Regions from separate parts of the Homo sapiens genome. Here region 2 is linked to region 1. Evidence: read pairs that join two places in POLR2A ChIA-PET (ENCODE). Cell type or tissue: MCF 10A. All regions are shown on one strand. Each heading gives the region's core, and the rest is flanking DNA. Links, peaks and the distances in the headings are about the cores only. Region 1 overlaps HLF (HLF transcription factor, PAR bZIP family member). Region 2 overlaps STXBP4 (syntaxin binding protein 4).

Region 1 (16,032 bases), core at 3,211-11,210:
TCTCAATAGGGTTTGGTTTACCTATATTCACTCTTGTCTGTCCTGAAGGAAAAAAAATGTGAGTAGGGATATGGGGCAGGTATTTTTTTTTCCATCCTTTTCATCTTGTTTTGTCATTAGCTGAGAAGTAGAATCTAAAAGCAGGCTCTCATATTGTGTTTCTGAGCCTTCTTCAGGACCAGACTCCATCTCTCTCGTTGCTATTCCCATAAACCCAACTGTTCTTATCTTTTTTTTTTTTTCATTTTCATCTGTCTATCACACTCAGTCCACCTGTATCAAAGCCCACAAGGCTGCAAGGTCAGCTGTAAATGATCTTGAAATAGTACACAAAAATATCACCTGAAATGACCAGTACTTCAAAACCCACTGCTAATGCTCAGATATAAACACAGATTGAAGGAGCTTTGAATTCATGCCTTTAGCACCCTGTAGTACCAAATGAACAGGAAGAAAGACGATTTCATGTGCACAGGTAACCAGGAACAAAGATTCAGCCAGATAAATCATCCGGAAGGTCACAGAGCTGAGGGCCTTAGCTGTGGGGGAAGACAGAAAGCAGGACAATGCGAAACTTGTGCTAGAGATTGTTACTGAACTCCGTGTCCTCGACTCTTGTAGAAATTTCTGTGGCACATGGAGCAAGATTTAAATGGAAGGAAATGATGTAAAGGAGGAAGAGAATACCCCTGCCTCGATATATTCATATTGAAGTTCCTCCTTTCAGACCTCTGTGTGCTGGCCCCTTCTCCAAAATTCACTTTGAATTATAACTCAAGGCCACTGGCTGGAATGGAATTAATTCTTAGCCTCCAGCCACCCCTGGAGGCTGTGGGAGCTTGGGAAAACATGCCTTTATGTGATCCTGATCCCCTGCTACTTAGAATGTGCGGTACCACTATCTTCAATTTTTTTGTAGGAACAAGCAACAAAATGAATAACCCTTCAAAGTGGGAAAACAGCCAGGAGAGAAGGGAACAGAGCCCCAGTGAGAGACACAGTTATGCCTCGGTCATTGTGCTCTGTAGACTGAGAATCACCACTTTGTAGCTGTGTGACCTTAGAAAGCAACATCATTTCTTGGAGCCTCAGTTTCCTTTTTTGTAGAAGGATACAATTTCTATTTGATTGAGTTATTGTGAAAATTAGAGATAATACGTATAAAGGGTCAACTGATTAGCAATGAGTCTTCTATTTGTGGAAGCAATTGTGATCATTGTTGTATGTGTCAACTTTTATTACTTATTTCAATCCCTGTCTTCTGAAATATCTTCGTAAGGTAACTAGGTACTGTATATAACCCTTCCTCTGGAGAGAAATGTCAGGAGATTTTGCCCAGTAGTTACTGGATTGGGGTATTTTGACCAACACTTGTAATCAACTGACAAGTATTTCTTAGTCCCCTACCAAATTTAGGATGTGTACCATGTTAGGAATACTATATTTTTTCCCAGGAGACCTGCACATATTGGGTGTTCACACCTTGGTTCCTACTGAGAGTCAAAAATTGGGGTTTTGGGATTTGAAGCAGCTTGAAAACTCATTTGTCAGAGCTCATTAGAGTCAGTATTGATCAGTGACTCTCAGAAGGCTTGGAATGCCCAATCAGAGTTGCAATGCATAGCAAAGAACTCCTGAGTTTCAGGGGATGTCATTTTGTAAGGTTCTGGTGGAAAGACACTGGGATCAAAGGGAACACTGAGGGTCTAGAAATAAGTTCTCCATTTAAATGTCTTATTTTAAATAATGGAAACACACTTCAACATAGTTTCCTTCTTGGAGTTGAAAACTCGATAGTCCTCATAGAAAAGGAAAAAAGTTAAACCTCGTCTTCAAATACCAAACTCAGGTAAAATAACACTCTGCTGTTCATAGATTGTTGATCATTATAAAGATGCAAAATAAAATTCTAAGAGATGTTGGCCTGATGGATGGATATTGCAAGCAAACCTGAAAAAGGAGAAAGTTCTTGATTATTCTGTGTGGCTCACAGGAGTGACCAGAATAGAAGTACCAAGTTAATCTTGAGGAAAATAAGTCCTCAGAAGGGAAGAGCACAGATGTAGCCTTGGTCATTCTGGGAGCTGTATAATTTCAGTCTTGATTGGTGTTTCTCAACCTTGGCACTGTTAATGTTTTGGGTAAATCTTTTTTTTTTTTTTTTTTTTTTGAGACGGAGTCTCGCTCTGTCGCCCAGGCTGGAGTGCAGTGGCGCGATCTCAGCTCACTGCAAGCTCCGCCTCCCGGGTTCACGCCATTCTCCTGTCTCAGCCTCCCGTGTAGCGCCACCACGCCCGGCTAATTTTTGTATTTTTAGTAGAGACGGGGTTTCACCGTTTTAGCCGGGATGGTCTCGATCGCCTGACCTCGTGATCCGCCCGCCTCGGCCTCCCAAAGTGCTGGAATTACAGGCGTGAGCCACCGCGCCCGGCCTTGGGTAAATCTTGTGTCTTACGCTTTATAGGATGCTTAGCAGCATCGCGGCCCCTACCTCCTAGTTGCAAGTAGGACCCCCAGTGCCCCAGATGTGACAAGTAAAAATGTCTTCAGTCACTACCAAATGTCCCCTGGGCATAATACAGTCACTCCCGGTGGAGAACCACTGGTCTAGAACTTCAATTTGGACAGCAAAATCTGGACTTACTTTAGGACCCTGTCACACGCATGGATAAACTACCTGCAATGCTTTATGGCAAAACTTTTAAGAAGGTCAGGGGACATTGGGTTGCCAAGAAGAAATAGAATATTAATAAGAGCATAATTATACACTTTAGTTAATAAAACTAAGCCATCAGGCTAATCAGGAGATAATTGCAGAGTAGTTTACCAAACAATTGTTTTTGGCTATTCACTCAGCATGCATCTTTTGAGCTATGCTCCGTTGTGGTGTTAGTGCTTCTTGTTTGGTTGAAGGGCAATGAAACCATGAGCTGATAAAGTATGCATTTCTAGGTCTACCCCAAGGATGTCTTGGAATGACAAGGTGAGCATTCTTGTGAATATTTATTTATTTATTTACTTATTTGTTTATTTATTTTTGAGATGGAGTCTAGCTCCATCACCCAGGCTGGAGTGCAGTGACACAATCTTGGCTCGCTGCAACCTCCACCTCCGGGGTCCAAGCTATTTTCCTGCTTCAGCCTCTCTAGTAGCTGGGATTACAGGCATTCACCACCATGCCCGGCTAATTTTTGTATTTTTAGTAGAGACGGGGTTTCACCATGTTGGCCAGGCTGGTCTCAAACTCTTGACCTCAAGTGATCCGCACCCCCTCGGCCTCCCAAAGTGCTGGGATTACAGGCGTGAGCCACCACAACCTGGCCCATTTTTGTGAATTCTCATACTATTTACCATGACTGCCCCAACCCCTTTCTTATCTTGAGCACCCCATCCCTATTCCTCTAACTGTCTGATCAAAGAATGAATCAAATATCTGAAGAAATCCAGTTTTCTTTCAAGAAACAATCCAGGGATTCATTAAAACCTGTTGTGGCTATTGTGGGATCACCAAGCTTTCTGGGCTGACATCTTAATGAAGGGAAGAGTAGTGGTTCTTGGAGGCCAGAGCTAACTGCAGGGGCTCCTCGGTCATCCAAGGTGCAGTGTCCTGAATGTTCCTAGGCCAGCAGAGATGACAGGAGTCATTCTGATGACTTCAATGTTTGCATTTTAGATACTGTCAGAGGTGGGATGTGGGGGTGCTCTCCTGGAGGGACGAATATGTGCTGGGTACTGGAAAAAGAAGAATCTGTTTGCCATGAGAATTGAGCGATTGCTTTAAGGACAGCCATCCCTTTAGGGAAAGTCATCTATAGCAGACAAAGGCAGAGTTATTTTTATATTACATGCTTGTAAAGCCAGATTTGAAATTATTTCCTCTGGTGGTTTTTCTTTGAATAGCTGGGGGGTGTCCTACCACTGTTAGGCCCATATTCCGCTGAGAATTAAGAAGGCTGTCTTTCTAGTTCTGAGCACGGAGACTGGGTTATGATGAAGGCTGGTTACAGAGTAAAGTGAAAACCCTTCCATGTGGTTGTGTGTGGGAAAAGGATGGCATAAGTGGGTGGCACAAAAGGAGCGGGGGTGGGGGAGAACCCATTGTACCTTTGCAATATGGAGTTTGTATTCTGTTTCTGCCGACCTTCCTTGTGAGAAGGTTTGGGTATGGAAGGAAAACGCTGGCCTGGGAATCTGAGTAATGATGGAGGGAAGTTCTGTGCAGGTGATTCTGGGTTTATGGAAGGTCAGAGGATTCTCTTACTTTTCCCAATATTATGAGGTGAAGCTCCGCTTAAGGGCGTGCAGTTCGTGTATCTTTCCAGTCCAGCAGACTGATAATGTCTGCAGGTTGGGAGCGCCATGACTGATAGTAGCTGTGCCCGGTGTCTCAAGCATCTTGGAAGTGCTGTTCATTCATCAGGGGCTAGGAGATCCTGAAGGGGAGGGAGTCTGCATGGTTCTGGAGACAGGTAGACATTTTTCTGTTTCTTGTAGAGTTTATCTTCTCCACGGATCCCTGTAGAGGACAGGCTTGCTGACATTCACAGGATAGTAGTCCCAAGCCTGTGGCAAAAGGTATTTTTGGGTATGTCTGGAAAGCAAGGCAACTTGGTGGTTAGGATTGTAGGCTCTGGGCTCAGGGGCTTGGGTTTACATCCTGGACCCACCCCTGGCTTGCCGTGTAACTTTGTGTCAATTTCTTAACCCTTTAAGCCTCAGTTTACTCGTCAATACAATGGAAATTATAAATGGTCCCTCTCCCTTGGGGTTTTGGCAGGGTTAAATAAGATCGCATGTGACAAGTCTGGCCAGTGTGTATTGCACGAGTACTGGGTGCATTCAGCTGTTATGGTGTCAGTGGCATGAGGTACAGAAAGGAATGACTGGATTCCCAATCCCTGTTTTCTATTTAGGGATTTATTTATCCAGTCCCCTTCCCTCTGCAAAAATAGGACATGCTTTCATGCATTTTTTTTCTTTCCCATCATGTCCAACACTTACAGCCTGACCTTTCTCTTCCTTCTGGGTTGGGACGAATCGGTTCCCTGATGTTAACCCCGCAGCATGGCTTCTGGGTTACCAACTCCTGTTTTGCCAATGTGGAAACAGCCACTGTCTGGGTGCCCAGTCCCCCAGCTCTCGTGTGAGCCCTGGCAACCCTGGCTGCCTGCCTGCATGACCGTGTGCTCCAGGCACGTGGCTGTGCCCTGTGGAGCTTGCCCAACGCTGTGTGGTGTGCTGGCTTGCTTTTTTTTTTTTTTTTCCCTCCTCCCCCTCGCTTCCCTTCCCAGGAGAATGACAGCAAGTGCCAGCAAGCAATTGTAATCCTGACCCTGGCATGAGAAAGCTGAGCTCTGGAGGGCAGTTCAGATGCCAGGGAAACCTGTTCTGTCCAACATTCTAGCCAGACCCCAAACCTGGCCCTCTCTCCTGCCTGTCTGCCCAGAGGCCCTGTCTTCTCTGCACTGCTGCGGTGGGCAGGATTCCTGGAGGCCAGCTCCTGCCAAGGGTCTTGGCAGAGTCTTTCCAGTTCAGCACTGTGCCTACCAGACTAGAAAAATAGCAATATAAAGACAGAATTAGGTGGAGGAGAAGGAAAGGGGGTGGGGGAGGTGGGAAGAAAAAAACCCTTGATAACATCCTAATGTAGAAAGCCAGAGGAGGGGAAGACAGCCGTGATTTATTAGGTTTCTCAGAAACCTCTCTTCCAATTAGCACTAATCACTTTTACCCAGGAATCATTTTTTATGTCTCAGCAATGAAAATGGAGGTAAGAGGGAAGGTAGTAGAGAAAGTAATAAGATGAAAAAAAGTAGAAAATAACATATTAGAGAGGTACAGGGCCTGTGTTTGATTCTGTAATGGGTGTGGGTGAGAATATTGGTCACAGCTAATATTGATTATAGTATTTGGCCCTCCCCCAGCAAATGTCTTGTCCTAAAGCTACTAAACCACTGTTTTTCTATAAATTTAAATTTCCCTCAGACTTAGGTGCCTCTGTCTCACCATGCACAATGTCTGTCAGAATGTCCTGTGTTTGAGACACCAGTCTATACGGGCAATATAGCAGTAATGTTTTTTAGAGCACAGAATTGAATAAACAAAACAGCCTGAGTGTGAATCCTGACTTTGCCACTCATTAGCTGCTCACGATCTCAGGCAAGTCATTTAAATGCTCTGAGCTTTCAGTTTCTCATCCGGAACTTTGGAATAATCATTGGACCTGCCTCATAGGACTGTTGAAGGTCATATGAGCCAATGCATGCAGAGTAATTGTCACAGTGCCTCGCACACAGCAAGTGCTTAATAACAGCTGCTGCAAGCAGCACCTTCACCACCATCTAATCTCATTTCCCATGGGAGGACCAAGCGTGGGGCTCAGAAAGAGTCTTGATACTTTTCCCTTCCTAGCTAATTAAGAACACTGGTCAAGAAATTTGGATTTCTCTCCTGCTTCTCTGCCAAGTCTTGCTTGCCCTTCTCTTAGCCTTTGAATTTTAGGTGACCTTGAGTAGCTAACTGTACCCTTTACTCATTCTTCCTGGCTCATGGGATTAAATAAACAAAATGCATTTTGAAGAAGTTTTTTTGTTTGTTTGTTTTTTGAGACAGGGTCATGCTCTGTGGCCCAGGCTAGAGAGCAGTGGCGCGATCATGGTTCACCACAACCTCAACCTCCCAGGCTCAATAGATCCTCCCACCTCAGCCTCCCAAGTAGCTGGGACTACAGGCATGCACCACCACACCTGGCTAATTTTTGTATTTTCTATAGATACAGGGTTTTGTTATGTTTCCCAGGCTGGTCTTGAGCTCCTGAGCTCAAGCAATCCACCGACCTTGGCCTCCCAAAGTGCTGGGATTACAGGTGGAAACCACTGTGCCCTGCCCAAAGAAGTTCTTGATTAGATTTCTTCCATGTCATATTTGCTAATAGATCAGTCAGTTACTGCTACCATTGAATTTTTAACAATAGACATTAATAATTATATTTAAAGGCAATATAGTGACCTTGGGGGTAAGGAAACCATAAAGGTATGTTATGGTGTTTCAGAAGGAGAAGGTTCAGTTTATCCTCCGGCTTGCAAGCAAGACTTTACATAAGCATTCCAGAATAATAATTCCTCCTCTCCCCAAGGGGTTCTTTAATGAGTAAATCCTTAATCTTTCTGAACCTTGATTGTCTCTTCTGCAAAGCAACATCCTTGTTGGGTTTTTGTGAGCTTTCTAAAGCTACTGTGCAAGAAAGATCCAGCTTGGTGCCCTGTACATAGTAGCCAAGCCTTTACCATAAGTCAGTTCAGTTACTTTTCTCTAAGAAATGATACCATGATTAGAAAACAACAGAGGACTTTGGGAGGCTGATGTGGGAGGATTACTTGAAACCAGGAGTTTGAGAGCAGCCTGGGCAACATAGCAAGACCCATCTCTACAAAATATTTTTTTAAAAATATTAGCTGGATATGGTGGCACGTGCCTGTAGTCTTGGCTACTTGGGAGGCTGAGGCAAGAGGATCGCCTGAGCCCAGGAGTTCGAGGCTGCAGTGAGCCTTGATTGCATCATTACACTCCAGCCTGGGTAACAGAGTGCAACCCTGTATCTAAAATTAAAAATTAAAGAGAAAGCAACAGAGGAGGTTTTAGGAGGCGAAGAGCAAGGTGTATGGTCCCAGAAATAGCATCTGTTTTTGCTCTGTGCTTTGGTGTTTTGATTTGTGCACCCTGAGGAAGAGAGACAAGAGTACAATTTGGCTGCTAGTTTCAAGAGACAGTGATTTAGTAGGGAAGATAAGACTTTTAGGCAAAGTGATGAGTGACAGGACAAACTAGCATGTTCTCAGTGTCAAATGACGGGTATATAGAGGCCTCCAATATCTGCTGAAAAGAGGAGGTTGAAAGATTAATCAAGAAAATGAATATAAATAAGGGAGCAGTATAGCCAATAAGAGCTGCCAGACCTCACAGGAAGAAGCCTTTGCTCAAGGCAAAGGTGCCTGGGGCGAGGCTTCTTGGAAGAGTTGTAGCCTGTGATGGGCCCGGAAGGAGGGGTGAGAGAGCCAGATTGGAGAGGTTAATGCCCCACAAAGTTATAGAGGCAGGAATGCCCACAGGGTGTTTTAGGCAACAGGGTGTAGATCCAATTTGGCTGGTGCAGAAAATTCATATGAAGGAGTCAGGGAGATGAGTCAGAGAGGTTGGTGCCAGTCAGGCTGACAACTTCATGAGTACCAGGCTGCAGAGCTTGAACTTTATCCAGTAGGCAATAGGGAGCCATTGAAGGTTTTTCAGCAGGAAAGTGCATGTGAACATTTCCACTTGAGTTCAAGGTTGGATTTGAAACATTTTTAGAAACTTGACAATAGTTTCCTCTGGCAAGCCAGGATTTCCTTATTTTTATTATTTTGAAAATAAATACTCTCCCTTGAACATCAAACAGCTTTTCAAAACACGATGTTCTAATGATCTAGAGAAAGTAATTCAAAAACACAGGGTTTAGGTTTCATTTATAAAACCCATAATTTTGGTGATTGGGGGAAACACTCTTTGGCAAGGAAATAGTTTGAGGGATTTGACTGGTTCAGAATTTAAAAGTCCAAAAGCAGGCCTGGTCTCATAGGAGTAGAAAAATAGATTTTAATAAACCCAACTCATTAACGTTCATCACTTTTAAATGCCTCTATTTTATACAGCTTACTAGGTTTGCAAATAAGTATATTGAACCAGATGTTATGTGTATGTGTGTGTGTGTGTGTGTGTGTGTGTGTGTGTGCGCGCGCATGTGTACGTGGGCATGCGTGCATTTGGGTTTGTGGGTGGGGGTGGGAAGGTTAATGTCTCAGTGATACAAATAGTACCTGATTGTAAGGATTACCTGGGGCAGTAATATCAAGCTAAAAATACTTAGCCAAGTTTCTGGCTAGCTTAAATCAGTTTTACTCCTGGGAAACAAAGGAGTCATTATTACAGTTTTGCATTCTTGAGTCCTGACCTTGTATTTGTGGCTCCCTTCTTCCCTGAAAACAGAACTGTACATCATGCTTAGATATGGGATGTGTGTGTGTGTGTTTCATATTGGGAGTACTAGTAAAGGAAAGGGACATTGTGGGAGGGGATCGGATTGGGGGGGGTTGGACTGCTGAATGTCAAGTGCATGAAATGACTTGCTCAAGCACCCCCTGAAGTGTGCTCTGATATCAAGCCAAGATTTCAGAAGGCTGAAAGAGTTGCCATAACCCAATCTAGTTCACTTAAATAGAAAATAGCTGTCAAGGTGGGCAATTTCACCTCCAGCTACATAGAGTAGACAATTACAGGAGTGTTGGCAGAATCGAGTGTCTGCTGGGGGAGAAACTATAGTATTTGTTTCTGTTAAATTGGCTTGTGGTGGGTACAGACTCCATGACCGAATGTGGAAATTCCTAAAATGTTGGTTTTCCTTCTTTTCTGACTTTTACAAACTAATGTTACTCTCTTAACTCACTACCCATCCAATCTCATTTTCTTTCCTGAAAAACTACACAGCTCCCCTGTCACACAGGGTTCGTAAAAGTTTCGTTTTTAGAAGTTTAATCTGGGATTTGTTTCCTTAATGATCTTTGGAAGAATGCTTTGGAATTTGAGGTCTTATAATGAGACATGGCTTGTGGCTATTAAACCCTGTTGCCTCTCAAATTTTGCCTGGGAGACCCTAGATTCCTAAAAACAATGAGTGCATGCTACAGAAAGATGCTTCAGGGAGCTACAACACTAAATCATCTGTGACAAAATGTTCTCTTAGAAAGTGGAATTGCATAAATGGATCAGCAGAAATAAATGCTTTGGCAGAAATTCCTTGAGTGGGGAAGAGCAATGCTTTCTTTTCTAATTAGCTCTGGGTAACAGTCTGCTGTGGTGTCTTTGCTGTGGAACCCAGGCATGGACAGTAGAGCAGGAAAGTCTCATCACTGCTCTCTAAGTGCTTCTGCACTTAATGGAAAGAGTTAAGCACGCCTGTCCATTTGTACCCAATAAATGCCTCTTGAATTGATTTGAGTGGCGAAGGTTTGTTTGGGGGAAGGATGCCACCAGGCCCTGACCAATGGGAATCAATGCAGCAAACCAGATGAACAAGATCATCTAGATATGCAGTAATCAGATTACCCAGAACAGAAATCTCAATACCCCAAGATATGAGGGGTTATTTTAAGGATAGTGGCAAACAGTTAAACTCAGCCTGCCCTGAGGATTGAGCAGAAGACTGAATTCACCTTAGTCATTATGATGTGGGCTGAGTTAGTAACACTGAAGGAGACCATGCAGGCTTTTACTAGAGAACTATGAAAACAGGACAGAGATCTCAGATCCAATTAGTACTGGATCAAAATAGTATTGTTTTTAAAAGGCCAAAGGCCATTGAAAGATTTATAGAGGAAAGAGTAAGTAATATAAAATGTAAAGATGGAAATAAAGCCTTGAAAGAGTTCCTGAAGACAAGAAGAGAGAAATTTGCAGAACTGACCTTGTAAGAATTTCATAAAATTCATTTCATTATGATTGATTTCTTTGTATTAGTACACCTTCCTGGGGAAGTGAGTATCTTTTTTCCTCATAAAATCTAAAGCATGTTTATTTCAAATGGGCAGTGACAACTAAATGATTTAAAAATAATATTTATATTCATGTCAAAAAAGTTATTTTTAACATTATAAGTGAAATTTACCCAAACATAGTAGGCCAGATAATGATATTTAGTTATTGGCTTCCTGGAAGACTGATGACAGGAAGATTCAGTATTACACAAACTAGGTATAAAGAAGCAATTTAGGTCTACTTATTTTATTTCTCCTTTGAACCTCTCACTTGCCTGACAGTAGCATTGCATTGATTGAGATTTTATGATCATTTTATCTTGAATTGGTTAAACTAAAATTTATATCTTTGTCTTCTTTATAAAGAAAGATATTACTAGCTGGGCACAGTGGCTCACACCTGTAATCCCAGTGCTTTGGGTGGCCAAGGTGGGAAGATCACTTGAGGCCAAGAGTTCAAGACCAACCTGGGTAACCGAGTGAGACCCCATCTCTACATTATATATATATATTTTTAATTTAAAAAGAAAAAATATTACCAAACAGATTAATTATGCAAACATAATTTTGGGACACAGAGTTAACTTGAGGACAAAATAGTTTTTAAAGATTTTAACTGTGTATATATAAATTAATATCCTGAACCACAAGTGCGTATTAGTGAATAGCAAAAGAATTTTTTTCATTCTGACATTTCAGTAATTCAGATTAGCATTCCCACCAAATTGTTGCCAGTTATCTCCATCTGTCCCCTTCTCCATTCCCCCCCACCACTCAATTTTCATATCTTTAAAATTAAATTTTCATATAAGTATATGGAACCAAAATATTATTTTCATTCATTTACCTGCCACCAGAGAGGATGTCATCGGCCAACCCGCAAAGGTGGTGGGATCTACCAGCCATATAACTCTTCTGCATTTGTTCCCTCCATTGTAAGTGAGGGTGCTGATACCTGCTTCAGAGGATTCCTGGAGAAGTAAATGAGATGATACATGTACAGCACTTAGAACAGTGCTCAGTATATAAATGGCAGCTTTCAGCAGTTTTATTTTTATTCTACAATTACTATTCCTTCTCTTCTTCCACCTCCATGGCTATTTTATGGACACTTAAGTAGGAACACATCTTGTGTTACAGCAATGCTATAGCAGTGATGGCCTGGAAACTGCTTTTGAGTTATTGCAGGGAAGAAAGGATCAGGAAGAGATACAGCAGGTGAGCACCCTGTGTTTTTACACCTGTGAGAAGATACATCCCACCTCAAACACCATTTGTGGTCCTATCACCCTAGCATGTCACAGTGTAATTGCCTGCTTTCTTGGATAGCTCTTTGAATAGATGTATGCTCTGTGAGCCCTGGCTGTGTCTTCCATCTCCATATGCCCTGCTGTGCCTGCATATGTCTTCTGGTGCTATGCCTGGAAGATCTTGAGTGGGTAAGGGTGAAAGGGAATTTAGAATACATTTCCTTTGGTGCTCTAGAGCCTTTCCAACATACTGCCAGATTTGTGTTTTAGGTTTCTTCTTTTTACCCTTGGTGACACTTCTGGGCCATAAAGTAGTGAACTGGCTGTCCTCTAGTTGTTGTTGATGGGCTCTTGAGTGATGTGGAGGCAGGATAATGGGTTTTCAATGGTCACAAAACTCCCTGGCCTTCTGCTCTCCTTAGTGTGAGTCTCTCAAATACATAATTCTTAACTCTCCTTTCTCTGTACCAGAGGGAAACGTGGCAGAGAGGGGTCCAGATAGGAAAGAATGGACTCTTCTGCTGAAGTGAAATGGAAATACAAGGAAATTGTAAAAACAAAAATAGATTATTTGGAAGAAATGTCTAAAAACGGTTTTTACACAAAGGGGACAACTAGAAGTTGATCGATTTAAGAATTGAGATTAACCTGGTATGACTTTGGTTTCCAGCTAGATTACAGCTGTGGGGTTCTTGGCCCTTGGCATGGGTCACGCTTGATACAGTATGTTGTGCACTGTACATGTGGATGTGGCAGGGTAAGGCTTTTAAAGGTACAGCAGTCTTGAGGGATTACAAAGTACATCAGCATGAAACTAGGCAAGATTTTAGCCTCTTGTGAGGGATGTTGAATTTCAGCTAAAGCTCCCTCAGCATATTTTTGTATCCCATCAAATATCTCTGAGTCGCGGCCAGGCGCAGTGGCTCATGCCTGTAATCCCAGCATTTTGGGAGGCTGAGGAGGGTGGATCACTTGAGGTCAGGAGCTCGAGACCAGCCTGACCAACATGGTGAAACCCCGTCTCTACGAAAAATACAAAATTAGCCAGGCGTGGTAGCAGGTCCCTGTAATCCCAGATACTCAGGAGGCTGAGGCAGGAGAATCGCTTAAACCCGGGAGGCGGAGATTGCAGTGAGCCAAGATCGTGCCATTGCGCTCCAGCCTGGGCAACAAGAGCAAAACTCCATCTCAAACAAAACAAACAAAACAAAAAATATCTCTGAGTCTGTCTCCCCTTTTATAAAAGAGTGAACACAATGCTCCTAAGTTTAAATCAGATAAATTCAGTATGAAATCATAGCAATAGCCATTATGTGTTAAAACCAGCATTGTCCTAAACACTGACTGTAAGTAGTTGTAGCAAATCAACTCATATTAGAAATGATATTGGTCCCTGGAATTTAGTCTGTTCCCAAGAGGACTGAATGTTGTGAATACATTGCCAAAGTATGTTTTCTTTTTTTCTCCATCAGCCCTTCCATTCTGACTACAGGCAGCTTAAAAATAAATTTGGGCATATCTCAGTGGCCAAAAACCATGGAGATCAGGATGAAATCATTTTCAAGGCAGAAATAACAGGCGTTGATAAAGATATTCAGAGAAACACAGTCCTAATAGCATCGGCACGTGATTGTGGGGCCCTTTAGTCACCAAGCTAAATTGAATTTGGAATCAGGGGTCTACTGAAAAGCCAGGAAACTTTTGAGCAAGTCACTTGAATTCTGAGCCCCCATTTCCTCATCCAGAACATGATGGCCTATTTTGCAGGATTGTCATGCAAGTTAAATTACATTAAACAAGCTATCAGTAAAAAGGATGTGGGACTGTGCCTACTCGGATTGTCACCCAGTGAGTTTTAATTCGGAGTCCGAATCTGGTATTTAAAGGCCACGTTCTAAAATGCACTTGTAGTTAATATCTTTGGAGTCTTGCTTCCAGGTTTTTGAGTTGCTGGACTGGGTCTTTGTAAGCTCCGTGATGCTGCTTTGGGAACACAAGAGATCTAATCTGTAGTCCTGGCTATGCTATTAATTGCAAGTATAACCTTAGGTGTTCAGCTTCTCTGGCTTTTACTTCTTCATCTGTAAAATGGGAATAATCTACGTCCTTCTAACTTACAAGTATGTCATAATAGAAAACTGACCAAACAGTTTACATCAATGTCCATTATTATTTCCATTGGCTTTTAGGCGGCAAGAGATGGAAAACACGTAGCAACAATTTCAAAGGTAGGCCAGTTCCAAAGAGCACTGAACTTGGAGTCAGCCAATCTAGGTTCTAAAGCCAGTTTGTCAGCATTAGATGTCTCTGGACAGGACAGGTCACCAAATCTCTCAAAGCCTAATTTTTCTTGTCTATAAAATGTAGGTGCTGTTTCTAGCTCTACGACTCTGTGTTCAAAGACTACTATGTGCTGGAAGACGACTAACATTCACATTTTGGTGAATGTCTAAAAAAATTTAAAGCCTCTTGGGGGTAATGGAGCTGCTCCCAAGCCAAGTAGTAGATGGATTAAGAATCTGACATTCTTCCACTCATAAAGGATGACAGAGTTTAAAAACTAACGCTGAAAAGCAAAAAACATTTGACACCTTTTGGAATAAAAAAATCAACAATAATCAAGCTAGTTACTTCCTTAAAAAATGGTCTTCATGCCGAATGGAAACCACCAGATTCTCTCTGGTGTTCAGCATTCCAGAACAACCCTGAAAATAAATTATCTGGCTGGAATCATTGCTCCAACGGTTGGATTTCTTAGTGGTCGTTTACTAGCCAGACAAAATAATTTTTTTATAAAGAAAAGAAAAAAAAAAGGAAAGCCCACAGAAGGAAACACCCCAGGGCCCACTGCTGGCTCTTTTGATGGCAACTTTTCTAGGAGGACAGTGGCCAGAGGGGGCCTTTGGCTGCTCCTCTAGGTGGCTGGAGTCAGGTTTGTAGGACCTGCCTGTGATAGTAGGTTTCATCTTGCAACTGGCTCTGATGGATTAGTAGGTGCCTGAGAAGTCATTTTGAAAGGGTCTGAGGCTCGGTCTGGGCTCAGTGAAGAGTTCTGTGATTAATTAGTGATGTCTGCCCTTGGCTTGGGTGGGGCAGTACTGGTGCCTGGTGTTTGCTGTCCTGCCAGAGCAGGTTTGGAAGATCCTTTAGTAGTTGTCCTTCTACTGGGCAGCAGATCAAGGACTCAGGCCGGTGTTGCTTCCGATGTCCTGGAAAAGTGTTTTCTGAGCCTCCAGCACATAATGTTTTACTCTCTGAAGGAGGCTTATTCTGATTAGCTTAACAGAGGGTATGGAAGAAAGGAAGTCTATTGATTCAGCTCCTTGGTCACGAGACAGGAATTGCAAGGTGGAGGGAAGCTGTAATTCCAACACGTAAGTCCATGGATACTCCAGTAAAGCACAGGCATAGGTGCCACTGATCCAGCAGAGGCAGCCACAAACCACAGGCCCTGGTAAGCTGCCTGTGGCCAGAGGTCATGGCTGCAGATTCCAGGGAAACTGCGTCCTCGGTAGGCAGTCAGCCGTACACTCCATACTTGCGATTCTTGATATTTGAAATCAAAATCAAAGTGCAGCCACTTTCTTTAAGGAAGCTTTGGAGAACTTGCCAGTCTGTTTAGGATTGAAGGTGATTCTCAGTTATCCATGCTAAAGGAACAGATAATCTGAAGTTTATTTCTCCTCAGCTGTGGAACGTGCTTTGCGTTTTTGTGCTGTTGATCTGCTTTCCTGGTAAGGTTTGAACTCTTCAGATTTTTCTTTCTATAAAGAACGGTTGAGGGGGAGTGTAGTGCTTTTTGCAGCTCCCCCAGTATGTTTCTAACATAGCCAGCCAAATGTCTCTGAGCCCTTCCAGCCTCCTAACTTTAAATCCATGAACTGCACCAGGGAAATAATCAACCAGTTGCAATTTGTTGAGCACTTACTGTGTGCTCCCTGGGATCCAGGTAACTGTGTGACAAGGACTTGATCCAAGAGTGTGTTGGGCAATAGGGTGAAGTGGGCTCCAGGTTAAACATTGGCTATAGGGATTTACAAAAGAGTTCACTGAGAGTGGGCCTGACTTCCTCTGCTACTGCTGTTTCCTGTTGTTTCCAGTAACTGCACTTGAGCTCTGCATACGGTTAACTTTCAATTATCCTGAGGCTGATTAACTGGTTTGCAGATTAACCAAGGTGAAGGCTCACCTGGGCCTGGGAGTCGCTCATCAACTCA
Region 2 (16,032 bases), core at 4,254-12,253, 100 kb before region 1:
TGAGGCTTTCTTACTCACTGTCTAGGAAATAATTCTCCTGGCTGTGAGAAGGAGAAAAAAGAACAAAAATGTTGGTAGGGCACAGAGAAGGACCTGGGCTTAACCTTCTGGACCAAGTTCCAGGGAGCAGCAAAACCTCAATTACATTTGTCCCCTAGAATGGAAATGATTATGTGGTATGTTTAGGCAGTGGGACCTTGGACAACGCCAGTGAGCTTCCTCCAGCCCAATGTGGTCAACATTGGAGGATTAGATTGATTTCTGTGAACCCAAAAGGATCACAGGAGTAGCAATAACACCTGCTGGACCTGAATGAGGATCTTTTCCATTCAATCCACATGTTCTCTCAATGGAAATCAATTCGGACAATAACATTAGACCATCTTAACCCAGAGTGCCTTAGCACTAGATAAGCCTCTGCTGTGGTCTGGATGTTTGTGCCCAGCCCCTAATTTCATATATTGAAACCTAACCCCCAAGGTACCAGTATTAAGAGGTACGGCTCTGAGGAGGTGATTAGGTCATGAGGCTCCATCCTGGTGAATGGGATTAGGACCCTTATGAAAGAGGCTTCAGGGAACCTGTTTGCCCCTTCTGCCTTGTGAGGATGCAGCAAGAAGTTGCCATCTTTGAAGCAGAGAGCAAGCCCTCACCAGAAGCTAAATCTGCTGGCATCTTGATCGTACACTTCCCAGCCTCCAGAGCTGTGAACAATACATTTATATTGTTTATAAATTACCCAGTCTGAGATATTTTGTTATAGCAGCTCCTGAATGGACTAAGACAGCCCACAGAGTTTAGCAGTGACCCCAAGGAAAGGAAAGAACTGCAAGTTGCCTGAGATTAATGTTGCTCAGGATCCATTTATTCCCTATTCCTGGTGTTTCTTTGTAGAGAGTGCTCCATTAAAGTAACACTTTTGTCCTGTCTCTGCTTCTTCCTTAGGCAGCGATTTACCTAATTGGTGAGTTTAGGATTAAAAAAAGGAATACATCCTAGAACATTTCTTAAATATATTCCCTTTTCTCTGTTTCATGCAAACATGGCTTATTTATTTTTCAAGTCTTTCTCATTTCTTACCTGGATGCTTTCAACACAGGTGATATAGCTTCTTCCTTCTCCACCACACCTGTCCCCATCAATCTACCCATCACATTTCTGTCAGAATTATCTTTCTATAACACAAAATTGCTTCTATTCCTCCCTTGCTAGTCTTCAGTAGTTCCCTAGCACCTTCTACTATCTGAGTCCCTGGCTTTCTCCCTAGCCTCATGTCTTATCACCAACAGTTGCTCAGATATACTGTTTTCTGTCTAGGAAACTTCTCTTGCCCCATTCCTGCATCAGATTTCTTCTCATACATCAAGATTCTGCTCTCATTTTACCTCTTCTTTGAAGAGCTCCTTGACACATGCTGCCTTCCCCATGCCCAGAGCTGGCACTCTATGGATGCCATGCCTGCATTTTTACACACCTGCCCAACCCCACTTCCCACTCAGGAGTGGTAGAGCAAGAACTTCCACCTCAAGAGAGTTGCTGGCCTGTTTGTCCGGACACTCATTTGGTTACTATATTTACTAATTTACTTTTATCTACTGAGCTGGGTTACTGAGTCTTAGAGGCTTGAAATCTGGTTCTACCTTCTCTTTCTCCATGTGGTAATGAAAACCGGAACTCTGGTTAAAGCTAAGTGGTCTCTCTCACTGTGGCTGTTCCACTCAACATCAGTAGCTAGGTGAGTAAATCAGGTGGAGGTGGGAAGGAAATGGGAAAACAGAATACTGGCCAGGATGGTCTGTTGTTTCTTATCTGTTGTTGGCTTTGGGGTATTTTATTCTAAAACCCTAGAGGCTGAGAAGGTTAACTGGAAGGCTTCCAACTCTGAAATCCTACCGCAGTCCCCTATTGCTGCATACCTTTTAATAAAGTATCAATCACACTATATATGTAATTAATTTGGATAGGAAAGTAGGGCATGTGTCATCTCTCCTAGTAGACTGTGAGTCCTTTATTACTGACTCAGAGTCCATATATTATTTTTTATTTCTCATGCAAGACATGACACAGTAAAATCTAATAAAAGTTTACAAAATAAATTTAAAATGTAACATTAACATAAAAAACTCTTTTAGCTGTTTCCTGCTTCTGGCAGGGAAACAAAGATTGAATTAAGAAGGAAATGAGGTGGGGGTTTAAGTAAGCATGTCTGTACTAACTAGTTCCACTAATGTGGGAACAATATAATGGATTTTGCTGAAGAAGGAAGTGTATGCTACTTAAGTTGGGCCATAAAACTCACAGTATGATCGCAGTAAAAGGATTGTAAAGCACATACTCACACATTGTTGATTTGCCCAAGGTTCTGAAGAAATACCACAGAATGATTTTGGTATAGAAGGGTAGATAAAGCCTGAAACCAAAATACAAGGTTAGTGCATTTCAGAGCAGCAGCAAACTTCTGTTCTTATGGGTTAATTAATCATGTTACTGAAGAATTGATTTGGCACAAGGGAGCTATGTATTGCCACAGAACTCTGAAATTGCAGAAATTATCTCATCTATAAGTAACCCCACTGGAATTGCTTGACTGTTCTGTTTCACAGTGGAGAAATTCATCTTTCATCAGCACACACGAGAAGAGACAACAGGAAGACAAAACAAATTGAGTAGATAATAAAGTTACCTTATAGGAATAGGTAATATAGACAGGTAAGGTCAGAAATTTCTGTGGAATGGAATATGAAAAGATGTTTATGAGCAGATTCTATTTCTTTAGGCAGTTTTATCATTCAGAGAAGTAATCTATGCATTTAATCTAATGCCAGCTTTTATTTTTCTTTGGTGATTACCACACAAAAATAAGAAGTTGGCACCAAATTAAATGCATGGATTACTTCTCTGATAAAAGTACTCGATATAAGGGAAATTTGAAGGAAATAGAATGCATACATACACACACATACACTTAGTATATGTGTGTGTGTGTGTGTGTATATATATATATCTGTGTGTATATACACACCACACACACACACACACACACGTATTGGAGGAATAAGAAATATTTAATAAAATCTACACAATTTCAAAAATATGACCAAATACTGGTGGTTCCTCATTTACCAGTAGAACTCTCTCTACAAATGGAAAGTGAGAAGTCTATGAAGTTACCTTAGTTTTTCCAATTAAGACTGTTCATTGATTGTATTTCTTCTGTCTCTATAAGTACCATATTCCCAATTAGTATTTCATCAGTTATAAGACCCATCATTATTTTGTGTGTAACTGAAAATGAAAAAAAGATTTAAAATATGACTTAGTAGTTAGAATTTTTATCTTATACGCCTTTAAGTAAATACAAGAGAACTGTTTCAGCATAGATTTTTAAAAATCATGTGTGTAAAAGAGAATGAAATATTAATTATGATATTTACAAAGCTCTGTACATTCAGAATTGAACTCTTTCTGCATCTCTTTTTTGAATCAGAGTTGTCATAAACCACAATTTTTCACGGTAACACCCTCTCTGCCATCAGGATAAATAACATTTCTTAAAGGAATATTCTACTGCAGTCTCTGAGATTTTTTTCCCTGTCTTAGACATCCATTCTACAACTCTGATGCTGGCACATTTTTTATCTTGGCAAAAGGACTTAATAGAAAAATTTTAGATAACAATCAGGATTCATACTCTTCTCAATAGTCCTTAAATGGTTTATTGACCAAAAAGTAAAGAAGTAACAGTCCAGTCATATCATGGAAAGAACAACCAAATTCATGCATGCACAGGCAAAGACAACCATATCACTATGACCACCTGGCTGACAGTAACTGCAGGACATCAATTATTGTAAGACACTTCCTGTAATATGTTTAATTCCTCTGACATAAGGATTTATGTGAATTAGGAAGTGGCCCAAGGGTGAAAAGTAATAGGGAAATAGAGAAATAGAACCGATCCAAAGGAAAGGGGGAAAAAAACCCACAAAAAGTGTGATGTCAAGCAAAGCCTATTCTGGAGATGACTTTGGTTCACTCCCACGGGAGAGCCCTAGAGACAAAAAGGTTCTACAGTAGGTTCAAGTCAGAGGCCAGAGAACCCAGAGTATTTATACCTCTGCACCATCAGTTATTGAATGGGGGTGGGGGTGGGGGTGGGTGTAAATTTCCAGGTGCTTCCAGCCTGCAATGCAGTCAAAGCATGTTCCTGTAGCCTGAGGACAGCCGTCCAACAAAGAGGTGCAGGTGCTGAATGTTGAGAGTGAAAGCACAGGGAGCTGTCATGCATGAGAGTGGTAGAGGGATCTGAAAGTGCTAGCAGTGCCTATTATACATCCAAATACTAAAGACGCTTAGATGTGAAAAATGTGTGTCTTAGAATCGATAAAATATGGTATAGAGAATCAAGTCTCCTTGTTCCTGGTTTATCTCATAGCATACTTAAAATTCAGCTAAAGATGAAATGCCTTAACAAGTGAAATGGGCTTTCTGAAAAATTATTTCAATCAAAATTGTGTTAAAAGCTATTTCTAAAAACCCTAACATGAAATACTTAGAAGAGATCAAGTGGTTTGTCCCTGGACATTCAAGCAATTGAATGTCTAAACAATCCAAGACAGATAATTTTGTAGTATTTACTGTGTGAAGTGAACCTTTAAGGCTGTGGACAATGCAAACTCCCTCATGTACCTTGCTCCTTGCCAATTTCAAACAAACCTTCTCACCTATGATATAAGGCTTCCTTAGAATTATTGATTAATTATTTAAGATACAATAAAACCAAAGTATTTTTAAAACACAGTAATTATGTTAGTGCAGGTACATGACATAGATATCCTCAAATATTCTTAGGACATCTATAAATCACCACAAACATTCTGGAAAGCAGTCTTGGAACATCTATCAAAGGCCTTAAAAATTTCTTCTTCTGTGAATTTATCCTCACAAATGACCCCAAGTTTAGACCAAAATAAAAAAATGCTTAAAAGGCTTATTAAAGCATGATTTAAAATAGAAATGATTGCCTAAATTCCTGAAAACAGGGGAATGTCTAAATAAAATATGGTATCTAACATGATAGAAAATGTTTACTAATGTTTAATGATACCAAGAAAGTATCACAATAATAACATCAAGTGGTAATAACAGGAAACAGATCTGTATACAATATAAAACCAACAGTATTGTATATATAAACACCATAGAAGATCTGAAAAAAAATTAGATGACATTATTTGTGATATCTATTTTATTTATTATATTTTTCTGCATACTACTCTACAGTGAGCCTGTCCTTTATAAGAAAAAATGCTAATGATTTATTGTGTATGAAAAAAGTGTATCTGATTTGATTATATATTTTTATTTCCACTTATATTTTCTAGGATTATTTTGCTTTAGAATTCTATGTATAATCCTGTGAAAATTTGTAGTGTTGTAGGGACTGGAAAGATCAGAGATTATGTTATGGCCATGAATGAGGCCTGACCTGCATTGTCAATAACTAAATTGATTATTGTGGAAACAACAAAAAAATTCATTTTTTGAAATGAAAATCTTTATTGAAATAACTATTTTACCATTGTGTGGTCAGATTCACTGCATTTGATGCTTTTTCAGGATTTGTTTTTCCTGCTAGAAATGCTAGAGTTGTCACAGATGTGATATTTATGTTTTCATTGTCTGGGGAGGGCCAAGTTTCATGACAGAGAAAGACTGGGGCCAATTCTGTGATTATGGATGTCAACTTATCTCAGAGCAGTATCATTGGTTGAGCAGTCCTGCAGGACATCTAAGTTTACCGTCTTTATCTTGCCATTGTCAAAGATCCTGGACCTATTTTTTTCTGCCTTGAAAACTTTTGTGCAGTAAAACCAGCAATGGATTTTAGCAGAGTTGATGCATCATTAGGATTTTCACATTAACTCTTTGGACTTAGAGCCATGTCTAAAGTGTCCTTCTTTTGGATATAGTGCCTGGTGCAGAACTCTACCACAAAACATCAGGTGTGCCTCTGAATAGTCTTTGCAAGAAGCACAAAATCCTAGAATTGAGGTGAATTTGTAAGTTCCTCTAGTCCAACCACCTTTCAAATGAAAGAATCCTTCCAAAGCACCCCTGGCCAATAGCTCATCAAGATTTTGCTTAGATATTCTTATTGAGGGGGAACTTACTAACTCCTTTAATTCTTATTTTGCTTAAGGCTGAGTTTTTAAAACATCTAACATCAGCCAAGATTATTGATTTATCTATAAGGAATAATCTGTGAATTAACCTTCTGTAGCTTTTCCTTGCTGACCAGGGAATACCTCCCCATTGAAGCCTAGGCCAGATTCCAGTCCGTTTTGACCATACCCCATCATGGTATTTTAGAGTACACCTGAATAAGATACATGGTGCCATGTACATGGAAACTGACTGCTCTCATGTTACGGGTTGAACTGTGTCCCCCCAAAATTTGTATGTTGAAGTCCTAAAATTGGCACTGTTGCCATAAGCCAGGGAACTACCTAGGAGATGCTAGGAGAGAGGCCTAGAATGGAACCCTCCCTCCCCCGCCCCTGGGGCCTTCAGAGGGAGCGGTGCCCAGCTGACACCTTGACCTTGGACTTCTAGCCTCCAAACTGTGAGACAATACATTTCTGTTGCTTAAGCCACTCAGTTAGTGTGCTTTATTTTGGCAGTCTTAGCAAACTAATACATCCCCCAATCCAGAACTGTCCTCCTTTGGATAATAAAAACAGCAATAATTATAGTGTCATTACCCTGAGTGACTGGTCCCACTGTTGGTCATTCTTTGTAGATGTGAGTTATTGCCCTATTGAGATCAGAAGTCCTCTCACTTAGAGGCATATCTAAGACTTTTTTCTTGTGGAGGGAGCTCACTCAACTGTAGGTAAGGTTTGACTCATCTGGGTTAGTAGTAAGAACAAACTTCCAAGTGGCACCATCTTAAAGGTGCAAGCCCATGTGGGCGATGACCAGGTCTGGTATATTAAGAGGCTCTTGGTAGCACATTAGAAACACCTGGAGAGATTTTAAAATTTACAAAGCCTAGCCAAACCCCAGACCCATTAACCCTGACTCTCTGAGAATAGGACCCTGGCACCTGTGTTTTAAGGATTCTAGGTGATTTCAATGTGTAGCCAAGGTTCACTGCCATAGCCTGTCCTGGAATGCAGGTAACTAAAACTTCAGCAGATTATGAAAAACAAAAGTTACTTTCTTGGATGCATATATTCTTATAGCCTCAAAACTGAAACTGCAAACTGAACAATGCTGCAGTCAGATACACACACATATTTCAACTGCATAACTTCCTTTAATAATACTTTTATTTTTCCAAATTTGAAGACTGTCCCTAAGTCATTTCTTCTAAAAGTTAGTAATAATCCCACCAACTCACATTTACATAGAAGTTACAGTTTAAAGTTTGCATCTCGTAATAACTTGGTGAGATAGGGCAAGCATTATTTCTAATTTGCATATGAGAAAAAACTAAGGCTCGGATGAGTTATGTGACTTCCCTGAGTCATGTTAGAGTAACTAACTCCTGATTTGTAAACTGAAGGTCCCAAATCCTGGGAACTCCCTCAGCTCTGGGCAAGCCAGGACAGGTAGGTCACCCTGCACCTACACAAGGACTGAGCTGAGTTCTAGTTACCTGCTGTGAAGGACTGTAGAGGTTATCTAAGCCAGCTCCTCCTTTTACTGGAAAAGGAAAAGACTGAGATAAGTTTCCAAAACCCCTGCTGGAGCACCTTCTACTTCTAGAAAGATGTTGAGGGGCTTCCAGGGCACAAAGGAAAGAGAAGTAACTGTGTCTCCTTCCCCAACCATGTATGTGATACATTCATTCTCTAGGATTGGAAATTCCCAGAAAGCTGTGTCAGCAATGAGATTTGTTTCATTGTTTTGCCTTGTTTTGTCATTGAGTTGTTATAGTTAAAGTTTATTATTTTTTAATGCAGAAAAAAGTGACTTTTGGGGGAGTGCAGAGTTCTATGAATTTTTAACACATGTCTAGTTATTTGACCACAACCGTAATCAAGATACAGAACAGTTTTATCATTTCAAGTGCTCTCCTGCTATGCTTTTATAACACACCCTTCCCCACCCCAACTCCTGGCAATTACTGCTCTATTCTCCGTAACTGTAGTTTTGCCTTTTCGAGAATATCATATAAATAATCATGTATTATGTAACATTCTGAGACAGGCTTCTTTCACCCAGCATAATGCCTTTGAGATTCATCCAGATCGTTGTGTGTATCAGTAGTTTGTTTTTATTACTGGGTTATAGTTCATTGTATGGATATACCACAGTTTCTTTAGCCATTCACCCACTGAAAGTCATTTGGGTTGTTTCTAGGCTTTGGTGATTATGAATAAAGCTGCTATCAACATCCACGTATTGGTTTTTGTGTGAACATAAGTATTCATTTCTCTAGATGAAATACCCACAAGTAGGATTTCTTGATTTTGTGATATATATGTTTTCTATTGTTGCCCTTTAAAATTACATGAATTTAGTGACTTAAGCATTACAAATTTATTATCTTACAGTTTTGTAGGTCAGAAAGGTCTTAATGGGCTAAATTCAAATTATCAGCAGGGTTGTATTTCTTTCTGGTGGCCGTCAGAGAGAATCCATTTAGGTTCAGTTCCTTGAGGTCATAGAACTTGCCTTTTGACCCCCTTTATCCACCTGCAAAGCCAGCAATGGCCAGTCAAGTCCAGTCCCTTCATGTACATCTCTTTCTAACCCTTCTCTCATCCTCTCTGAACTTTCTTCCATTGTCATATCTCTCTCTCTGACCCAACCATGAAAGGTTATCTGCTTCTAAGAATTCTTGCTTAGATTGGGTTCACCATGATAAAATTCAGGATAATTTCACCATTTCAAAGTTCATCTCTTAATCACATCTGCAAAATCCCTTTTGCTTTTCAAGGTAACATCTTCATGTGATCTGGAAATTAGGGTATGAGCATTTGTAGGGGAGAATGTTATTCTGCCTGCTTATCTTTTCAAGAAACTTCCAAGCTGTTTTCTAGAATGGCTGTAGCATTTAATATTCCCATCGGCTGTGTATGAGAGTTCCAGTTGCTCCATGCCCTTGTCAACACTTGGTACTGTCAGTATTTTTTATTTTAACCTTTCTCATGGGTATGTAGTGGTATTTCATCATGGTTTAAATTTGCATTCTTCTCATGGCTAAAGATGTTGAACAACATTTCATCTGCTTATTTGTCATCTGTTTATCCTCTTTGATGAAATTTCTGTTCAAATATTTTGCCCATTTTTTTAAACTGGGTTGTTTTCTTGCTGCTGGGTTTTAAGAGTTCTTTATTCTGGATACAAGTCCTTTGTCAGATATGTGATTTTCAAATATTTTCTTGTCTAAATTCAACTTTTCCATATTTCACCTATATACCAGTTTACACACATACAACTTCCCTGCACCTCAGGTTCTGTTTAGGTTGGCCTAGACCACAGAGTGATCTGATTTGGGTTTCTAAGCCAGGGTTTTCAGATCTAAGAATGGCTCTGCCTTCTCCAAGTTATAGTAGATCCCAGATATCTACCTATCACAATTCACTCCATTCCTATATTCCTCTTAGATAATGCAACTTTTAATCTATTAAAAAATGTCATTTATAAGATCACAGGATTTTAAAGGGAAACAGCTACTCGGGAGGCTGAGGCAGGAGAACGGCGTGAACCTGGGAGGCGGAGCTTGCAGTGAGCCAAGATAGCGCCACTGCACTTCAGCCTGCGACAGAGCGAGACTCCATCTCAAAAAAAAAACAAACAAAACATGGCATCTGCAACTCCTTTCACACTAATGACCCTACATTCCAACAAACATTTTTTGAGTGTGGATGTGGCCTTCATAAGAGAACCATTAGGGGAGTCAAATGACAGGAAGTCAAAATGAACTGGGAGGAAATTTGAGAACACTGCAGAGTAGTTCCTAAGCATGGGGAGAGACCTCTATACCACTGAATTATATAGATGTATAGATACCAAATCTGCTTGGAACAGTGTGATTTTTGAAATCTAAAGACACCTGCTGATGCTCATAGCAGAAATGCTGAAAATTAAGCAGAGAGTGGAAATTTTATTGCAAGCCTTCTGGAAATTTTTGTCTATGTCTGTATAATAAGGCAGCAATCTGGAGCTGTCTTGAGAATTAACTTCAAGAATCTAAAGTTGACAGAAACCAGCCCAGGCTATTTGAAAATCATTCTCTTACTGCACCAAGCAGAGGAGTTTATCAGTCAGAAACCCTGCAGGAAATAGGATCCATCACAGATGGTCCAAATGAAGGCGCTGCTCATAGATATGTGGTGAGGGGTCAAAGAACAAGCAAGTGATGGTGAAGCACCCAAAAACTAGCAGGAGGCTGGAAGCTATCTCTCTGCTTTTAGAGTCGGGGGACAAAGGGGAACATAATGTCACTGGAAACCACTGAAAATGAGACCGTGGAGGATCAGGCACCCTGCCAGAGCTGTAGTTGCAGAGGGATGCAGCTAGTATTGGAATATAGTGTCAAAGCAAGAAGGATAGAAAGAGATGAGGCCATCCCAATCTCACTCCCTCCTTTGTCTCTCCCATCCTCCCTTCTGCTTTAGAGCTTCCCATTGCTAGAAGGAAGCCAACCCAAAAGCATTCAGCAGGAGAGCCCAGGGGAGACAATCTATAGGTCTCTACTTCCTCCTGAGGCACAGACAAGATCACAGATGGAACTGAGAGGCAGGTGGGGAATAATTGGCACAGGAGTAATCCAGTGATTCCTGACGCATGTGCAAGAGGAGGTCTGCTATCTGAGAAAGATGAGTATGGGTGAGTAAACAAACCATTCATTTTTTGATGGGTAATTATCGCCCACCTTCTAGGGGCACAGATGCTGCCCATGGATGAGATACACAGTTCTTATTCTCACAGAGCTTACAGCCAGTCAAGTGAAGCAGAGAAGAAGGCAAACTCAGCACAGGGGAGGAAGTAAGTGTGACAGACGCACATAGTGGAAGCATGTAACTCAGGAAAGAGTGGTCTGCGAGGGCTTTTTGGAGGAAGTTATGCCTCAACAGAAATGTAAATGATTCGTAGATATTGACGAGGCATGTGGAGAAGAGGAAAGGTGAGAGAGCCTCCTGAGTAATGTCAGGGTGATGAGACAGAGTGATGCTGTGGGGTTCAGTGTAACCATGTAAACAGAGCACATCTTCAGGTGGGCAACCAGGTGGGGACAGTAGGAATAACCTGAAATAACTCTGGAGAAGTAAGCAGGGCTCAGATGCCAAAAGGCCTCATAAGCTATGTTAAAAAATCTGGACATTCCCCTAAGAGTAAGGGTGAGGCACAAAAGATCTTAAGTACGGTGTGATCATTAATTTTATGTGTCAGTTTTACTGTGTTGAGGGATACCCAGATAGCTAGTAAAACATTATTTCTAGGTGTGTCTGTGAGGGTGTTTCTGAAAAAGATTAGCATTTGAATCAGTAGACCCAATGAAGATCTGCCCTCAGCAATGTGGGTGAATATCATCCAATCCACTGAGGGCTTGAACAGAGCAAAGGCAGAGGAAGGGAGAATCCTCTCTCCCTCTTCTTGAGATGGGACATCATTCTTCTTCCCTCAGACATAATATTTCCTGGTTTTGGGGCCTTGAGACTCAGATTGGGCCTTCCACCAGCCCCACCCTCACCCTATCCCCACCTCCCCACTTAGTTCTCAGGCCTCAGAAGAGAGTCTCATCATTGGCCCCCACCAGTTCTCAGGACATCAGACTGGGACCAAATTACACCCCTGCTTTCCTGGTTCTCCAGCTTACAGAGGCATCTCCTGGAACTTCTTAGCCTCTGTCATCACACAAACCAATTCCCATAATAAATTCCCTCTTATCTCTGTACCTATAATGATACATATGAAGATACTGGTTCTGTTTCTCTGGAGAACCCTGACTGAAACACAGGGCAATGGCATAATAAGATTTGTTTTTAAAAACTCCCAGGTGTAGAGGACAGCTGGGCAAGGAACAAGAGTGGAGGAAATTTTCAGACTGGTCCCTTCTCTGGCTGTAACACCCTGGCCAAGTGTCTCAACCTCCCTAAGCCTAGCGCCCTCACCTGTTCAACAGCAATAATCAGGCCTGTCTTGCCTACCTCACTAGATTATTGCAAGCAGTGAAGGGACGTGAACAGGCTCTGGCAACCAGAAAGCACAGTCATAATTCCAAATAACATGATGAAAAGAAAATGTGGCTGATATTGTTAATTTCCCAAGGAAATCTGTGTAGTCCTCTGACTCATTTTGCAAAGACTGGAGAGGAAATGGAGAAGGAAGCACACCAGAGCCAACACTTTGAAAGGAGGTTGTTCATTCCATCACTTTCGAAATGGAGATTCTGTCCTCCTGGCTGTGTGGCACATGATTGCTGTCCAATAAACAGGAATTGATGAATGGCTGAGTGAGGCTTTGTTTTGTTTTCATTTTTCAAACTCTTATGACTGCAGAGGGGAAAACTAAATCAATGCCATATGCCTGTAAAAATCCCTCTGACATCTTTTATTGTAATGGAAGATGACAATGGTTATCAGAGCAGAAGGAACATGCCTGAGTGAAAGTAAATACCAAACACCTTTTGGGAAACAAAGCACCTCCTGGTGACCTTTGCAGCTGTTCCACTCCCTAAATTATGGCAACCTGGAGTTGTCTAATGACAGTCTAACCAGGATTTCCTCTTGTTTTCAAATGTGTGCGTCCTCCCTCTCCCTGGGTTGTGCAGAATTTTAAATGTCACAGTAATCACATTTTTCCCGAGGATAACATGAAATATCATTGGAGCTTAATGGAGATGAACAAATGATCAAATTCAGATGTTGGTGATATATCATGTTAGAGGAATGAGATCTATTCCACAAGCTGCAAAGCCTCTAAATTTTGTTAACACAAATAAGAAATAAAGTAGCAAAAGCTACTATTTCTGAGTCCCTACCATGCACCCCACCCTGTTCCAAGTACTTTACACCTATCATCTCATTTAATCCTGACGGTTCTTCAGCGTGGGCATTATTGTCCCCATTTAACACATAAATTCAGATAAATTCATTGAACTATTTAAAGCCACATGGCATGTGGTTTTGTGAATGTCCCCCATTCAAGCTATATGGCCTTAATAAAGTTACTTACCTGCTGTCAGCCTCATCTGCAGAATGCAAATATCAAAGACCTCTCACTCATAAGATTGTGAAGGATTACATTAAATAAGTTATGTGTAGCACTTAAGTACAGTGCCTGCTATACTGCAATCACTTACTGTATTAGTCAGAATTCTCCAGAGAACCAATAGGAGATATATAGATTTGTTTTATACATATAAGGAGATTTATTGTAAGGAATTGGTTCACATGATTAAAGAGGCTGTGAATTCCCATGACCTGCTATCTGCAAGCTACAGTAGACTCCAAAGAGCTAGTGGTATAGTGTCAGTATGAGTCTGAAGGCCTAAGAACCAGGACAGCTGAGGTCCAGTTCAAGTGCAGGAGAAGATCAATGTTCCAGCTCAAAAACAGAGAGAAAGAAATCTTTCTTACTCAGCTTTTATTCATCCAGACCTTCAATGGAGGAAGAGGCCTAACCCATACTGGGGAGGAAAATCTGTTTTACTCATTCTATCCATTCAAATATTAATCTCACCCAGAAATACCCTCACAGACACACCCAGAAATGTTTAATAGGATATCTGGGCACTCTGTGCCCCAGTCAAGTTGACATATAAAATCACACTAAATAGTGCCTTATTAGCAATATTATTGTGATTGTTATTATTGTAGATCTGGTATTTTACATCTGTCTAGCCCTTTCCACATTGCCCGAAACCAAAACCAATCATCAGTATAATCATAATGAAATCAAAGCTACATATAATTTTTTTCTTCCCTTAGGAAATTTTTCAACATCTTGCACATTTAATTCATGGCAAGAGTTACTACCACTGGGACTATTTAATACTCTTGGGGAAAAGTGGAAATATATGATAGCAATTCAGAAATAAAGGAATGTCTCATATTGATTCCTAGAGCATGGAAAAAAAAATAAAGGAGGGGGCCTAATTAACAGCTTCTTGCCAACCCTTCAGACTAGACCTGTGAGTATAGGTAACCAAGCAAAGAAGAGCTTAGACCATGAACTAAAAGAAAGCACATCCTTGGGCTGCAGGCATCTCATTAGACTCTCCTATATAAAACTGAACAAAAATGAGTTCAAATCTGAAGGCAAAAAGCTATATACAGTTGATCCTTGAACAACATGAATTTGAACTGCATGGGTCCACATATACATGGATTTTCTCCTACTTCTGCTACCCATGAGATAGCAAGACCAACCCCTCCTTTTCCTCCTCTTCCTCTTCCTCTCCCTATTCAATATGAAGATGATGAAGATGAAGATCTTTATTATGATCCACTTCCACTTAATGAGTAGTAAATGTATTTTATCTTATGATTTTCTTAATGTTTTCTTTTCTCTAGCTTATTTTGTTGTAAGAATATAGTATAAACTATATGTTACATACAAAATATGTGTTAATCAACTTTATGTTATCAGTGTGTTATTATCAGACTCAAAAGTTATATGTGGATTTCTGACTGCAGCAGTGTGGCGAGATTGGCACCCCTAACACTAGCATCATTCAAGGGTCAACTGTATATATCTATACCACAAAATATTCCATGGAATTTTCCTTGACTCAAACCGATATCTCATTTACTAAGGTGCCCACTTTCTACCCACCACCTCCATGTCTGGTGGTGGAGTGAGAAAGAGCTGAGCTTGACATGAAGCCCTGCCACATACTAGCTTTGTTACCTTGAGCTAAATACTCATCTCTGAGCTGCAGGTGCCTCCTCCATTGGGCACAAAACCAACTCAACAGAGTCATTATGAAGGTTAAGGAGGTGCCTGGCTCTATGTCTGGCACATGATAAGACCGTCGTAAATGTGAGCTTTCTTCCACTCTCTTCCTCTCACCTCCATAAGGAAAAAGTAGTAATATTTTCTTAAATAGCTACTGTTTGGGGACAACTGAAAGATGCCATTTGTTCTTCTTTGCATAAGGAGAAACCTAGAACTAAAAGAACTATAGGAACTTTCAAGTCCACTGGTCATCAAACGATACTCTGTGAAGCCTTGTTGGGGAGTTTGAGGTTGGGTGAGATTTCTGTCCCTGTTCACCCCTACACTTCAACCTGAGTTCTTTTTACTTGCTTTATGTATGTATTTAAGACCTTGCTTTAACAAAGGAATCCCCAGAAAATAATTGCAAACCACCAGTCTAAAGAATTACAATTTAGAGATGAGGAAATGGAGACTTTACAGGTAAGGCAACCAACTCTACAATCATTTGAAACAGAATCAGAATTGAAAGGCTGGTTTCTGAACTCTGAGACCACCATGCTTTCTGTCATTAAGCTGTAACACCTCACTATTACCAGTGTGGGAACAATAATGTGATATGACAGAAAGCCTCCCTCATCACAGAGAAACTTAGGTTTGGCTCAGGTTTACTGAGGGGAGTTTCCCATGAAGAGACTTAAGACAAGAGGAAAGACCATTTTAGGCATATCTCAGAGGTCAAGGTGGATAGCACCTGCTCTGTATGGCCTATAGAAGTCAAAATTCCTTTTAGATTCCTATTCCAAGACTTCATCCTACATCATGTCAACTGACACAAAACAATCCATTTTTTACTTTCTGCTACAAGAGCTGAGTATACTTCAATTCACTAACATTTGGGGGAATGGAGGTGGAGACAGATGCAGGTTCACTTTGCTAAACTCATAACATTACTCTATCACACTAGCAACCTATGCTTCTTAACCTTTCACCTTTGTTTCTTCTCAGCTCCTTCATCTGATTGTCACATAAGACTCTAAATTCTTCTGCTACTTTGCAGACTTATCTAGTTTTTCTACCATTCTTGAATATTCAGAACTACCAAGGTGCTTAGCAATTTGAAAAAGTCCTCAT

The links. ChIA-PET counts read pairs that join two places held together with the same protein. Peaks named below come from ENCODE experiments on the same cell type or tissue, not always from the same donor. Only the 100,000 strongest peaks of a DNase experiment are listed, where the experiment ranks them.
Region 2: POLR2A ChIA-PET joins it to region 1 with 5 read pairs; 1 of 35 experiments calls an interaction of 5 or more read pairs at or near these places.

Annotation. Positions count from the first base shown.
Region 1 is chr17:55,268,509-55,284,540 of GRCh38, forward strand. The region is part of intron 2 of HLF (HLF transcription factor, PAR bZIP family member); the gene reads left to right. Among named protein-coding and RNA genes, the nearest start is that of HLF, 12 kb to the left of the region's middle. RefSeq lists an enhancer at 15,594-16,032. In MCF 10A, for the core only: no CTCF peak of the experiment used is centred there; DNase peaks (open chromatin) are centred at 5,243 and 8,113.
Region 2 is chr17:55,165,225-55,181,256 of GRCh38, forward strand. STXBP4 (syntaxin binding protein 4) reads left to right here. Exons shown (of 18, transcript NM_178509.6): 18 at 1-8,408. Among named protein-coding and RNA genes, the nearest start is that of HLF, 92 kb to the right of the region's middle. RefSeq lists an enhancer at 7,246-7,295. In MCF 10A, for the core only: no CTCF peak of the experiment used is centred there; a DNase peak (open chromatin) is centred at 7,597.